Regions from separate parts of the Mus musculus genome. Here region 2 is linked to region 1. The links are chromatin contacts, found by Hi-C in ENCODE. All regions are on one chromosome and are shown on one strand. Each heading gives the region's core, a stretch centred on a gene start or an enhancer-like site at or near the end of the contact. The rest is flanking DNA. Distances are from core to core; before and after follow the strand shown.

Region 1 (5,867 bases), core at 668-3,167:
GTAGATTAAAAACTTTCTCTAGAGGATCTGGGCCACCCAATCTGCAGACCACCTCCAGCTTCAGTACATTGACTGTTAGACTTTGTCACAGCTCTACACTCTCAAGTCATTTGCTTCTCGGAATGTCCTGTCATCAGGGTAGTAAACAGATTGGGAGTGCTAGCATTGAAGGCCAGACTGATGACAGTCCTTTAGGACCTAGGCCAGTGCTCGGCTCACAGGATTCTTGTTCATCACCTCAAACAAATCAAGGAAAACCAGACTCCATTTAAGACCCGCCAGGGTTCTGCCCTGTAGATTTCCTGAGGTAACCCAGTGCTACCTACTCTGTCAACAAGATTTCTTCCTACTTTAGAGAGGAAGAAAGAGAGCCAAGTGGATACACTAGGCCTAAAACCTAGTCTCCTACTACTGAAATTACAGATTGGCCTCTCCCATCTTTCCCAGTACCTTCCTGCACGGTTAATCATCGGGTGACACAGAGCTCCAATACTTCTTGTAGTTACTAAATGCATGAGCAAAGCAGGAAAAATATCCAGAGGTCAAATGAGTGGGTGCAATCTGCTCTCAGATCCTTGAACAAACAAGGGCAGGGTGCATTAGTGACGATCTGACTTGGCAGCTCCAGAATTATTTAGAAAAGGGACCAACTGCCACTAAGCGCATGACTGTCTAGGAAACAACCCTAGATGCAGCTGCCTTAGGGATACCGGTCTCAATGTGGGGATAGTTTGTGAATTGTTGCACATTTTCTTTTACACACCTTTCCCCTTTCTTACTAGCTGGGATTTGATGAGTCCTCTCTCTTCTTCTGTCTCTCCCCCCTTTTCTTTCTATTCCCTCGTTAAGTTATAAGCTGGAAAGGCCAAGAAGCAAGGACACGAATCTCTACAACACGAGGAGCTGTAGTTACATGGTCGTAGCATTAGGCTGGGAAGCACTCACTGTAAGGCACAGGTCTTACCAGACAGCTTCTTTGAGTCGTTAGCAAGTAGGTTAGAAATGACCTGACACCAGTGGGGATTAAAAAAAAAACCGATAATTTCGTTTGCAATGCACATTTCCCAAGGTTGCCCCACCTTTCCCCTTACTTCCATTCAGTTTTCTCTGACCTTCTGTGTAGAGACTGCAAGAAGCCAGTGGAAGTGAGGAACATCTGGCAAAGGTCAAGGGGTGGGGCCCAGGGGTTTTACCAGGCAAGGTGTGGGCTGGAAATCCCAGTCTAGCCCTGAGGAAGAACTAACAAAAGGGCACTCCCAGTTCCCTGTTGGAGTAGTCACCCTACTCAAAGGATTGCCCAGTAAGTCATACCTGAGCGATCTCTCCGTGGGACTCAGGCACAGTGTGTTCAGGGAGCACTGTGGGAAGCCCACGGGATCCCCGGCACGCCCTCTGCCATGTACTCCGGAGTTGAGGCTGAGCCAGGAAACCTCCTCCTGGATCAAACCCTGGAATCTGCCCTCAGCAAGCATCCTGAATTTCCCTGCCACACACTCAGTAGGACGTAATCAACATTGAGCCAGCCGGGGGACTAAGTGGGCGTCACTTCTGTCCTGCTCCGACTTGGGCTTCCCCACAGAGTCTGGAGTGCAGTGGGCTCAGCTAAGTATTTACTGTCCCGTTGGTGGGACAGCCGACTGGACGACTGGAATACTAAATGATTAGAAGACGGCGCGTTAAGAATCCGCACATTTTTCTGAGTCTAGTTTTGAGACCTCGCATCTGGGCTCCCAGCTACCCAAGTGACCCAACTGTCCCACCGCTGGGACTGACACTCACCTTCATGGCAGGGCTCTCCGGGTGGCAGCCTCAGCTGTACCCCCATGGCCTGGGGACCGGGCTTCCTCTGTGCTAGCAATAGTTTCTCACACACCAGTGTCCCGGGACCCGCTTTCGTTCCGGCGGATCGGTGGAGTCAGCGAAGGGTGTGCGCTGCCTCCGCCCCCGTGGCAGGCTCAGCCAATGAGAGTGACTGGGTGGGGCATGGGGTGGTTTGAGGCTCATTTTCCGCCCACCGCTCGCTCATCGCCGCAGAAGTTCCTTCAGTCACCGGTGTCTGCAGGGTGGACCCGGGAGCTGCACAGGTGCTTAGTCCAGAAACACCTGCCAGGAGGAGATGAGGTTACAGCGTGGATGCTGCCGAAGTCACTCGGGGAATTTAGTGATGGAGAGGCTGTCCCGAGGCCCCCTTCTGGTTGTCCTGGAGCAGACGAAGTGCTGGCCAACGTCAGTGGGTCTTTCTCATCACTGGCTTTTGTGGCACAAGGCGCTGTCTGCTGGAGTTCTGTGCTGAGTCCATGCTAAAGTTTATTCTGGGATTTTTTTCGAACAGGCTTGGTGCTTCTGCTCTCTCGTGCACGCCGTTGTCCTCCTTGTCTTACAATACCCGTGCTTACCTGTTTTCAACAATCAGGCATTTCCCTCTCCACCCACCCAGCTGCCTTATCCCCACGCCCAGTCGTATATGAAATAAGCTTTTCAGGGATCAGCAATGCCCAAACTGAGAAGACCTGTTCCCACGCTGAAGTTCATGATATTCCAGCAGTACACTACATAACATGCATGAGTCAACTCATTACAATTTACAGCACAATTTATTAACTACAGTTTGCAGGTGAGGGATAAGGATAAGGTAGAGAAAGCGGTGAAGTAACTTAGTCACGAGGTATTTATTATGCCTCATGAAGTGGTCACACTTACTGCTGAAGCCCTCAGCCGGAAGAGCCGAGATTGTGTGTTTTTCTGGGGTGCCTTTGCGCTTGACTGCTGTACCCCCATAGGCTCTAGGTATTCACGAACAGCTAGAATTAACTTTATTGCCTAAGAGTTTCACTGCAGAGATCCATCTTGCTTTTCTTGTTTTCAGGTTTATGAGACAAAACTTAAAACCAAATTAGTCAGTAGTTTAAGATGCATACTTTTTGTCTATGGGCATGACCTGTGGAAAAAGAATGGGGGAGGGGCAGGATCAGGTGGAAGTGGCAAAGACGGTTTAAGCCAGTTTTGAATTGGAAGCCTTGTGAAGTAGACATCTACTTAGATGCTTTCTTTGGACATCAGATTTCACGTTTTGTCTTCACCATAGACTGGCAATGATAATAAATCTGATCCCAGGTACTTCTTACTATTTAACAAACATCAGTTACAATGTGGCAAACCCTAACCCTAAGCACTTTATAAAAAATTGTTTAATTTATATTAAAAGCATTCAAAATGATAATAGCTGTTGTTATTTTCCACTTTATGCTTTATATCTTCACTTAAAAAAAGCCTTGAGAATGTTCCTTTGAGATTCATGAGTTTTCTTTGTTTGCACACGAATGCACACGTGTGTATGCAGGTGCACATGCGGGTGTGCCTGTGGAAGCCAGAAGGGGGCGCTGAGTATTCTGCTCTATCACTCTTTACTTCCTCGATGGGGCCTGTCACTGAACCCAAGCCTGGCTAGTCAGCAAGCCCCAGAAACCCATCAGCGGGAAGGCTGGGGTTATAGTTGTATACCATTTTTACGTGGGTTCTGGTTCTCAGGCCCAGGCAGCGCTGTTATCTTCTGAATCATCTTTCCTGCACGTCGGGATGGCAGTCTGGTTTTGGCAGGAAGTACTTTGTTATAAATCTTATTTATTCCAGTTCTAAGTATGTGAGAAAACACTCTGGGGAAAAAAAAAAGAAGAAAACTTGCTCAAGATCACTGCTGTCCCAAGCCCAGTGTGTCCTAGGCAGAAATCAGTCATGAATTCCCCTCACCCATTATTTCTAGATGAATAGCTACGTGGCTACCACACAGGATGTCACCTGTGCACTAATTGGGGGCAGGTGTTATCCCTATCCAAGAATGTATTACTTAATTCAAGGAAAAAAATAACATTTAAACATCTCCAGTGAACTCACTCTTGACTTCGGGAAATCCTTTTATAACTCAAAACCTAGAATTCAACAGTAAATGAAACCCTCTAAAAGGTAGACTCACACTCACTGGGCTTTGTGCAAGGTCATGAGACCCAGTGATGATTGTGAAAATGGAAGCTGGAGTTGCCTCAGAGCTGGAGGAGGCAGAGCCACACTGTCTTGTAGCTTGGGCAGGTCTGCAGATAGCCTCCTGTGGGAGCCTCTAGCCTCCATTGCCATGCTATGGGGGGCGGGGGGAGTTTGCCATTCTCTGGCAGGCGGTAGGGACAAGGCAGAGGGGACAGCGGCTGGTAGGCAGGGTGGAGGGTAAGCTGTAGAATGTCAGGCATAGCACTAGCTTACTGCTTTTAGTTTATTATTGGCCCTGCCCCCAGTCAGCCTGCTTAAGGGGTTATAAATTTGAAAAGTCTTCCTGAAAGCAACTGCTTTTCTTTGCTGACTTAAAATTCACTGTCTCCTGTTGTTATTTTGAGTACTTTCTTCCTTATAGTTTGAATTTAATCTATGATCTGTATTTTTCAGTGAGAACTTTCCGATCACTGATTTTTAAACATTTGTCCTTTAATGTGTGTATTTGAGGGGTTGAGGGAAGGCTGTGTTGGAGAGGACCTGAGTGTAGTTCTTAGTACTTACATCTGACAGCTCATCACTCAAGGTTGGGTTCAGCTCAAGGGAACCCAACACCCTTGGTCATGAACCCCCACGAACTCCTGATTTAACTTCAAATAGTACAATAGCGTCATCTCGTCGATTTGGATAGGTTGTGCTTTTGTTAACACTCAGTTCACAATGGTTGATTTCCAGATAAATACCTGGTACTTTTGGAGCTGCACTCCCCATTTCTTTCGGGTTGAGCCTAACTACTAAAGCACAGCTAAGAACATGTGGGAGTCTTGTAGTCACTTAGTCCAGTGACTCTTAGGAGACACACATGCGGCTTAACTTCCCAAATCTCCCTCCACCCCAGTCAGTTATGATGGCCTTTCCATCCCGTCAAACTAAACAATCTCGACTTGAGTTGCTTTAAGTCAAACAAACCCGGCATCATCCTTGAGTCCACCCTTTCATTCACACCCCACATCCACCAATCAGCCGATCTTATTGCCTCTGCTTTAAGTCTATATCCAAAATCTGACCCCTTCCTCCACCCCTACTCACCTCCGCGTCCCCAACCCTTGTTAGAGTCACTGTCACCTCTTCCTGAATTACTGCCCCAGTCTCCTAACTGCCCCCTACCTCACCTTTCTTTTCAGACCCCACAACCACCCCTAACTCCCTCTTCCCTTTGCTAATATGCTGGCTTCTCTGCTTCCCTTTGACAATCCAAAGAGATCCTGTCTCTCCCCCAGGAAGCAGACACAGCTAGCTCAGACAGTGCACACAGATGTCCCCTAAAAGAAGCCTTCCCTGAGCACCCCCTCATGCTATCTCTCCCCCTTTATTACCTCACACCTGACTTATGTGTGCCCTGTTATGTGTGTTCTGTCTTGACATCATCAGAAGCCTTACTTCCTGAGGGTAGAGATTTAGTTTTGTTAGCTATTAACTTTCTAGTGCTTAGAAGAGAGCCCGGTGCTTCATAAGTCCTTGAATGAATAATTAGGCACTGTAGTGAGCCATACCCCACCTGCATAGCAATAGACAAATCATGGACACAGTCCTAAACTCAGAGGGTTTATGGTACTTACAGGGAGGATAATTATTTAGCTGTTAAGCAATTAATTACAGTCTTTAATGGTGATCATAAAGACCAAGATGTCATTAATTGGCTGTGCGGGCTGAAGGTCTTGGTGGTCTGGGACACAGATTATTAAATGCTTAAGAACATGGAGTGACGAGCCAGAATGTCTCAAATCACATCTTTTTTAAAAAATGAAAATCTGTAAACAATCAATTCCATGCAAATGGGCATTCTATAGTTACAGGCACTTTAAATAGGATTATAAAGACTTAGAGGA
Region 2 (6,358 bases), core at 1,226-3,725, 210 kb before region 1:
CTAGCCCTACACCCACAGAGAGAAACAGTAACAGCTTTGAAAAAGAGAAAGGCAAGTGAAATTAACTTTCATAACATGCGCTGTATAACCTAATATTTAAAATACTGTCATTTTCTTATATATAATCATATAGTAAATTTTTAATGAGAAGCAGTTTGGAGCAATGCAAGATCATGAACACAGTACAACAGAACGTGTTGTGGTTCAGTGCAGTGTCTCACGTATGGCAGTTGGTAGTGAAATGTTCTTCCAAACTACACAGTTGTTGTTCAAGGGAAGATATCTTATACTGCTTCAGTTTTCGATTAGAATTTCTGCGGTGGGAGGGCTTTGCTCTCCCCAGCACTGAGAAGGCAGCTGTGTGAGTAACAGCTGCATTGACAGCAGCACAGAGCCAAAGGTCCCCTGTTCCCAAAGGCCTATGACTCAAGTGTTGTCCCTCCCTCATTCAGTCTTGTTTACCTGCCTGTGTCTGAGGCTGCCAAGCACAGTTGTGCGGATTATTGCAACATCATGGGATGGCCTTCACAGCAGAGACTTAGTGGGTCTGCTTACTTTTCGTAGCCACAGTTTAGAGAGGGTAAGAGGTAACAATCTTAAGGGAATTATTTTGCTTCCTAACTTATGTAGAGGTATTTTTTGCGGGGGAGGGGGGAGGGGGGAGGGAAGGATGAGTAGTCGTAGTCTCTGTGTCTTCTGAGAGCCCAACTGCTGCTGCTGCTTCTGATCATCATCATCGTCTCCTCCTCCTCCTCCTTCCTCCTTCTCCCCTTCCTCTCCTCCTCCTCCTCCTCCTCCTCTTCCTCCTCCTCCTCCTCCTTCCTCCTCCTCCCCTTCCTCTCCTCCTCCTCTTCCTCTTCCTTCCTTCCTTCCTTCTTCTTCTTCTTCTCTCCTTTTCTTATTCTTCTCCTTCTCCTCCTCCTTCTCCGTCTCCTCCTCCTTCTTTTTCTTCATCATCATCACTTTTTTTTTAATGCTTAACAGGGTCTCATTCTCTCTGCCAGTGGCTGGACATATGGAAGCGATTTTAGCCAAACTCTCCACCTGTAGAAAGTGTGCCTAGAGGCTCACTACTCTTCACACCGTTGTACTTTGGAGCCCTATGTGTCTTCCTTGTGATTGCATTCCCAGGTGCTTAACCCATTTCTTGATTGGCATTGAGACCTGGCCTCAACTGGACCTCTGGCTTGTGTCCTGAGTTGCTCTAATGACCTTTGACCCTAGACTGACCGATGTAAATGCTGACATGGCTTTCCTTCACGGAGTCCCCCGCTCACCCTTCATGTGGTACAGGTCTTCTCATGACACTCATTGTCATTATGGTTGCTTCTAATAAATAGGGGCGGGCTCTTGATCGCTTGTAGCAGGCATCGTTCGGAGCTGTCTATGCGTGTCTTTGTAAACATCTCCAGGAGGCAGGCATTATACCCCATTTTTTTTTATAAGAAAACTGAGGCACTGAGAAATGAAGTATTTTACCCAAGGCTATACAGCTAATGAGGCCCAGAGGATCTTTATAGCCTGCCCCTGACTTCAAAGCTCTTCTGTGTTGCCATTACTGGGGTTGGACTTCTGCCTATGGTCCCAGGGTCTTTAGGAACAGGAGCCACACCATAGTAGACTTAACTGTTTGTCGACCTAGACTTCTTTTCTCTGGGGAGCTGGGGTTCATGTGGTTTGGGTAGGATACATAGAACCCTGGTGGTCATGTGACTTAGCTCTGGTCAATCTATGGAGTCCTTCCATCAGACCTTGTGATTGGCTCAGGAGCTGGTACTTGACCCAGGCTGGCTCCCAGGCTCCCTTTAAGGAAGGAGGTTTTCTCTGACTTAGGAGAGTGAATCGTCACATGGTGGGGGAGAGGCCATGAGCTGCGGGGAGAATAGAGACAGCCGCCTTTGAAGCTCTGCATTCAGCTGTGTTCCCTGTGTCCAGGACTTAGACTTACGTGGGACAGGTGCTTCCGTTGTGGTGCAGCCTTGGCTTCCCTACTGCCATGTTCTGTCGCTGGGTGAGAGCAGGCATTCTGGGATCTTGCTATCTACTTGGAACCCAGATGTTTTTGATCCCTGCAGACTTTGGGTCCCATCACGCTGTATCCTTTCCTTGTGGGTTGTTACTCCTTTCCCTAGTGAAAGGAGATACCACACCCAACCATCCCCTAGCCCCCCCACCCTATTTCCTAAGGGGCAGCCCACACACGTGGATATGGGTAGGGTGAATGTTGAACCATGAGTAGAATATTAGAGAACTCTCTTCTTCATAGACACTGGGGAATTACCAATGTGACCACCATCCCATTCTTTGAATGCTGATCAAAGACTCCTGAGCATGGAATCCATCTGGCCCCAGACACTCTCTGGGCTCCCAGCCAGCTTGAGTCAGAGCCTGGTTCTCAGCCCCACTCGCCCTGACTTCCAGCCTTTCTGGTCTGCTGTTTGCCTGTGATCTCACACTCCTGCTGTGATTCTGTCCTCCATCCTTCCCGCTGGCTTCCTTCCCACACTTTAGGCAGCCCTCCAAGAGCTAGTGCATTGTTCCATTGTGAATCAACTCTCCCACACAGAGCCCGAACACTCCCTTCTCCACAGCTCTCTGGGAGGTTCACAGGGCACCCCTTTCTGCCCTTCTCCTTTAGAGTTCAAGCCATTGTTACACACACCCTCCTCCTACCAGCCTGTTGTTAGTCATTCTCCCTGATTTGATGGCTTCTGTTCTCTCCCAACCCTGATCCCTGTTTTCGTGTGTACAGTTAACTTTATACTTGCAGTAGGGGGTCTGTGGGGGTCTGTAATGGAAGTGATTAGTTGTGGGAAAAGGGGGGATTTCTTAAGAGATATCCTGTAATCAAGACCTTCAGAAGTGAAAGGATTGCTGTAGGTAGGTCAAGAGTGGAAGGGCTGTCCAGGCAGAGCTAACTGCTTGGGCAGAAGTCTGGAGATAGAAAAAGTCTTGCTGGGATACTAATGGTAGGAGAGGAAGAGAGAGCCCAGTTTGATGAGGCGTGGTTGTATTTATTTACAATTAAGGGATGAGTCAGACAGGAGAAAGAGTGAGATTTTTGTTGTGAAGACAAGATGAGAACTTGGTTGGAGATTTTATAAAGGAGGACTAGCGAAGGAAGCAGATTTAAGACATTCTTGCTAAGACTCAGGGTGTAGAGAAAGATAGTGAATAAGTTTGAAGAACTTGCTTGGCTACGAGGGAGCTGGGAGCAGGGTGGAGGATTGAGGCTGGGATCTTGCTTCTTAGGAGCTTGGTGAGAGTGAGGTCCTGCCCGGTGATGAGAGACTTACAGGTGTTCTGGGCTGCCAGGAGACAGCATCTGTGTACTTGCTAGGAATCAAAGTTCTTAGCCCTTTAATTACCTTGTGCATTAAAAGTAAGATAACTTCCTTCATGAGGGTAAAAATGGCCTACACTATATAAGCTTGTGATGTTTCTCAAAGCATGTTTTATAGAATGCTACAACCCTGAGAGATGTTAATAAGGTTCAAGGGAAATACAATGAGTTTTGTGACCAAATAAAGTTGGGAAACCCTGTGGCTGGTGTGATTCATAGAGCATGTTCACATATTAAACCCTCCCAGAAATGCACACAGGAAGCAGGCTTGATGTTTAAGTCAGGTTTTACCTAATATGTTTATGTGCTCATTCATTCCCCTATCCAGCACACATGTAGGAAGTGCACACTGTCATGGAGTGGGTATAGCATGCTGGCCCTGTGCCCTGCAGTAGAGAACACTGGCACTCCATGCCCCTCCTCTTATGAGAGTCAGCTCAGGCCTAAGTGTGTGTGATCATCTGACATGTCCTACTGTGGCGAGAAGCCTGACATGGCAAAGCCTGTGTGCCAGTTGTTTAAACCTTCCCACTTGTACTCTGGAGTGGAGTGATGTGGAGTGATTGATTATCTATCGGCCCATCCCTCTGGCCTCATCCCTCTGGTCTTCATCAGTCTCTCCACCTCTTCACAGAGTATTTCCTGCCCCTCCTGCTCTGCATGGCCAGAGCGCATGGCAAGGGAACTTTCAGGTCTGGGAAGCTGGTGACTCGCCTACGGTTACCCAGCAGGTTGCGGGAGAAAAGCCAGAACCTAACCCAACTGGTTCTAAGTTCCATGCTCATTGCATTCTTAGTGAGAAGGGACAACCTGAAATGCTTAAAAATGGGGGGTGGGGGGAAACACCCATTTAACATGTTAAGTGAGGGCCTGTGGACAGTGACAGTTTAATCAGTATAGTATAAGTTCTCCATTAATCAGTATAGTATAAGATCTTTATTAATCAGTATAGTATAGGATCTTTATTAATCAGTATAGTATAGGATTTCTATTAGTCAGTATAATATAGGAACTCTATTAATCAGTATAGTAAGGATCTCTATTAATCAGTATAGTATAGGAACTCTATTAATCAGTATAGTATAGGATCTCTATTAGTCAGTTAGCACAGGATCTCTATTAATCAGTATCGTATAGGATCTTTATTAATCAGTATAGTATAGGAACTCTATTAGTCAGTATAGTAAGGATCTCTATTAATCAGTATAGTATAGGATCTCTATTAATCATATCAGTAACCATGTGCCTGGCCAAGTACTTTCTATGCATTTCTTTAATTTCTCAGCCCTGTGAGGTAGTAATTACTACCTTGTTTCATAAACAAGGAAGGAAGCTCAGAGCCTGAGTACGGTGTCCATTTTACACAGCTTGTAAGGGCAGAGCCATACTTCTATTTTAGGCTGTTTTGAGCCTGTTCTGTGCAACAGGAAATGTTTATTTTCAGGTTCAAACTGGCAGAGTCAGTGTGTCTTTTCTCTTCTCCATTTTAGCTTGTCACCTTTGTAAAAACTGACTTTCAGCCAGATGCCTGTACACAACTCTCATCTCAGCTCTCAGGAGGCCAAGAGGAACACTGCAAGTTCAAGGCCAGGCAGGGCTACTTCGTGAGACTAATCTCAACAAAACTAAACAAATCCACCATACAAACAAACAAAAAGACAGAAAGACACCACACATGCATGCACACAGAAGCCTGCGTACACAGCATACACTCATACAGGGACACAAATAAAATATACAAAATACAGACCTTCTCTCACAAAGGAGCTGATCCACTCCCTGAACAACTAAGCCAGGGAGATCTCTCACAGCCTTTATGAATGTCCAACTAGGTGACGGAACTCTAGGAGCTGAGGATCTAGAGGTGGGCACACGTTCTTGGATATTATTCTTGTGAAACTTAACAACCAATTGCAAGAGGATACTTAGTAAAAGACACAGAATCAAGAAAAACATCACAGTATAATGCTAAGAATGCAAATTAAGCAGAATAAAATGGACTGGATATTTTATTTTCTCAGTTATAAGGTTTGATTGTGTGTTTATTTATTTAAATATTTATTTTTATTTTATGTGTCTGGGTATCTTGGCTGAATGTATGTATGTGCCTGATGGAGTATCAGATTTGGATCTAGAGTTAAGGACAGTTGTGAACCCCCATATGGGTGCTGGGAATTGAACTCAGGACCTCTGGAAGAGCAGCCAGTGCTCTTAACCACTGAGGCAGCTCTCAGTTCCCACTGCTTTTTTTTTTTTTTTTTTTTTTTTGAGATAGGGCCTTCCTAGTTAGCCTCGGCTGGACTTGAAGTTGCAGCCCTCCTCCTTCAGTTCCCCCAGGGCTGGGATTACAGGCTTTTATCCAGCTAGTCTGTGTAGTTTAGATCTGGCAGTGCATGCGTTACCTCTCCTGTTGCTGTGACTAAAGCATCACAGGGAACGGTTTGTGTCAGCTCACAAGAGTGCAGCTCATCACAGCAGGAAAGGTCTGGTGGCAGGAGCTGGAGGCCCCTGGTCACATTGCATCCCCGGCTAGGAGGCAGAGACCAGATGATACATGCTGGTCCTCAGCTCATTGGCCTTCATCTTATTCATCCCAGGGATCCAGCCCGGGTGATGGTGTAACCCACAAAGTGGGTCTTCCCACCTCAGTTTAACATAATCTAGATCAGAGGCTTGTCTCTCCTAGGTGAGGATAGTTCTGCCAACTGTTGGTCAATGTTGCGGGTCGTCAAAGCAATGCCTTTTTGTGAAAGTGACATGTAAAGTAACATTCAAATTAGAATGAGTAGATGGGGTGGAGAAAGAAAGGGGAAGAAAGAGATAAAGAGATATAGATAGATGGAACATTCATAGGAAGAAGGAGAGCGCATGGATTTCTCTGTTGGAAGAAGAAGGAATGCTTAAATCATGATGGGTCAGTGTGGGGGTGGGTACTAAATACAGTTGGAGTTGGAGGTAGGCTAGGTTAAAGTGGCTTTTAGTGTAAGCATATAAACAGGGATTGCAACATGGTCA

Evidence for each region. A loop is a pair of places that touch in the nucleus more often than their neighbours do.
Region 2: a loop to region 1 is called in a map of Patski, with 2.2 times the contacts of the local background. The contact joins the enhancer-like site here to the promoter of Nipal1 in region 1. A Hi-C loop is called at or near these places in 2 of 37 maps with a recorded cell type or tissue (Patski and T-helper 17 cell).

Annotation. Positions count from the first base shown.
Region 1 is chr5:72,643,846-72,649,712 of GRCm38, reverse strand. It overlaps Nipal1 (NIPA-like domain containing 1), which reads right to left and starts at 1,917. Exons shown (of 6, transcript NM_001081205.1): 1 at 1,780-1,917. The coding sequence starts at 1,825.
Region 2 is chr5:72,852,033-72,858,390 of GRCm38, reverse strand. All of the region lies in intron 1 of Tec (tec protein tyrosine kinase), which reads left to right. Among named protein-coding and RNA genes, the nearest start is that of Tec, 13 kb to the left of the region's middle. Within about 2 kb of position 2,475, at least 1 of the 3 ENCODE cell types and tissues checked has a DNase peak (open chromatin) inside an H3K27ac peak, as active enhancers do.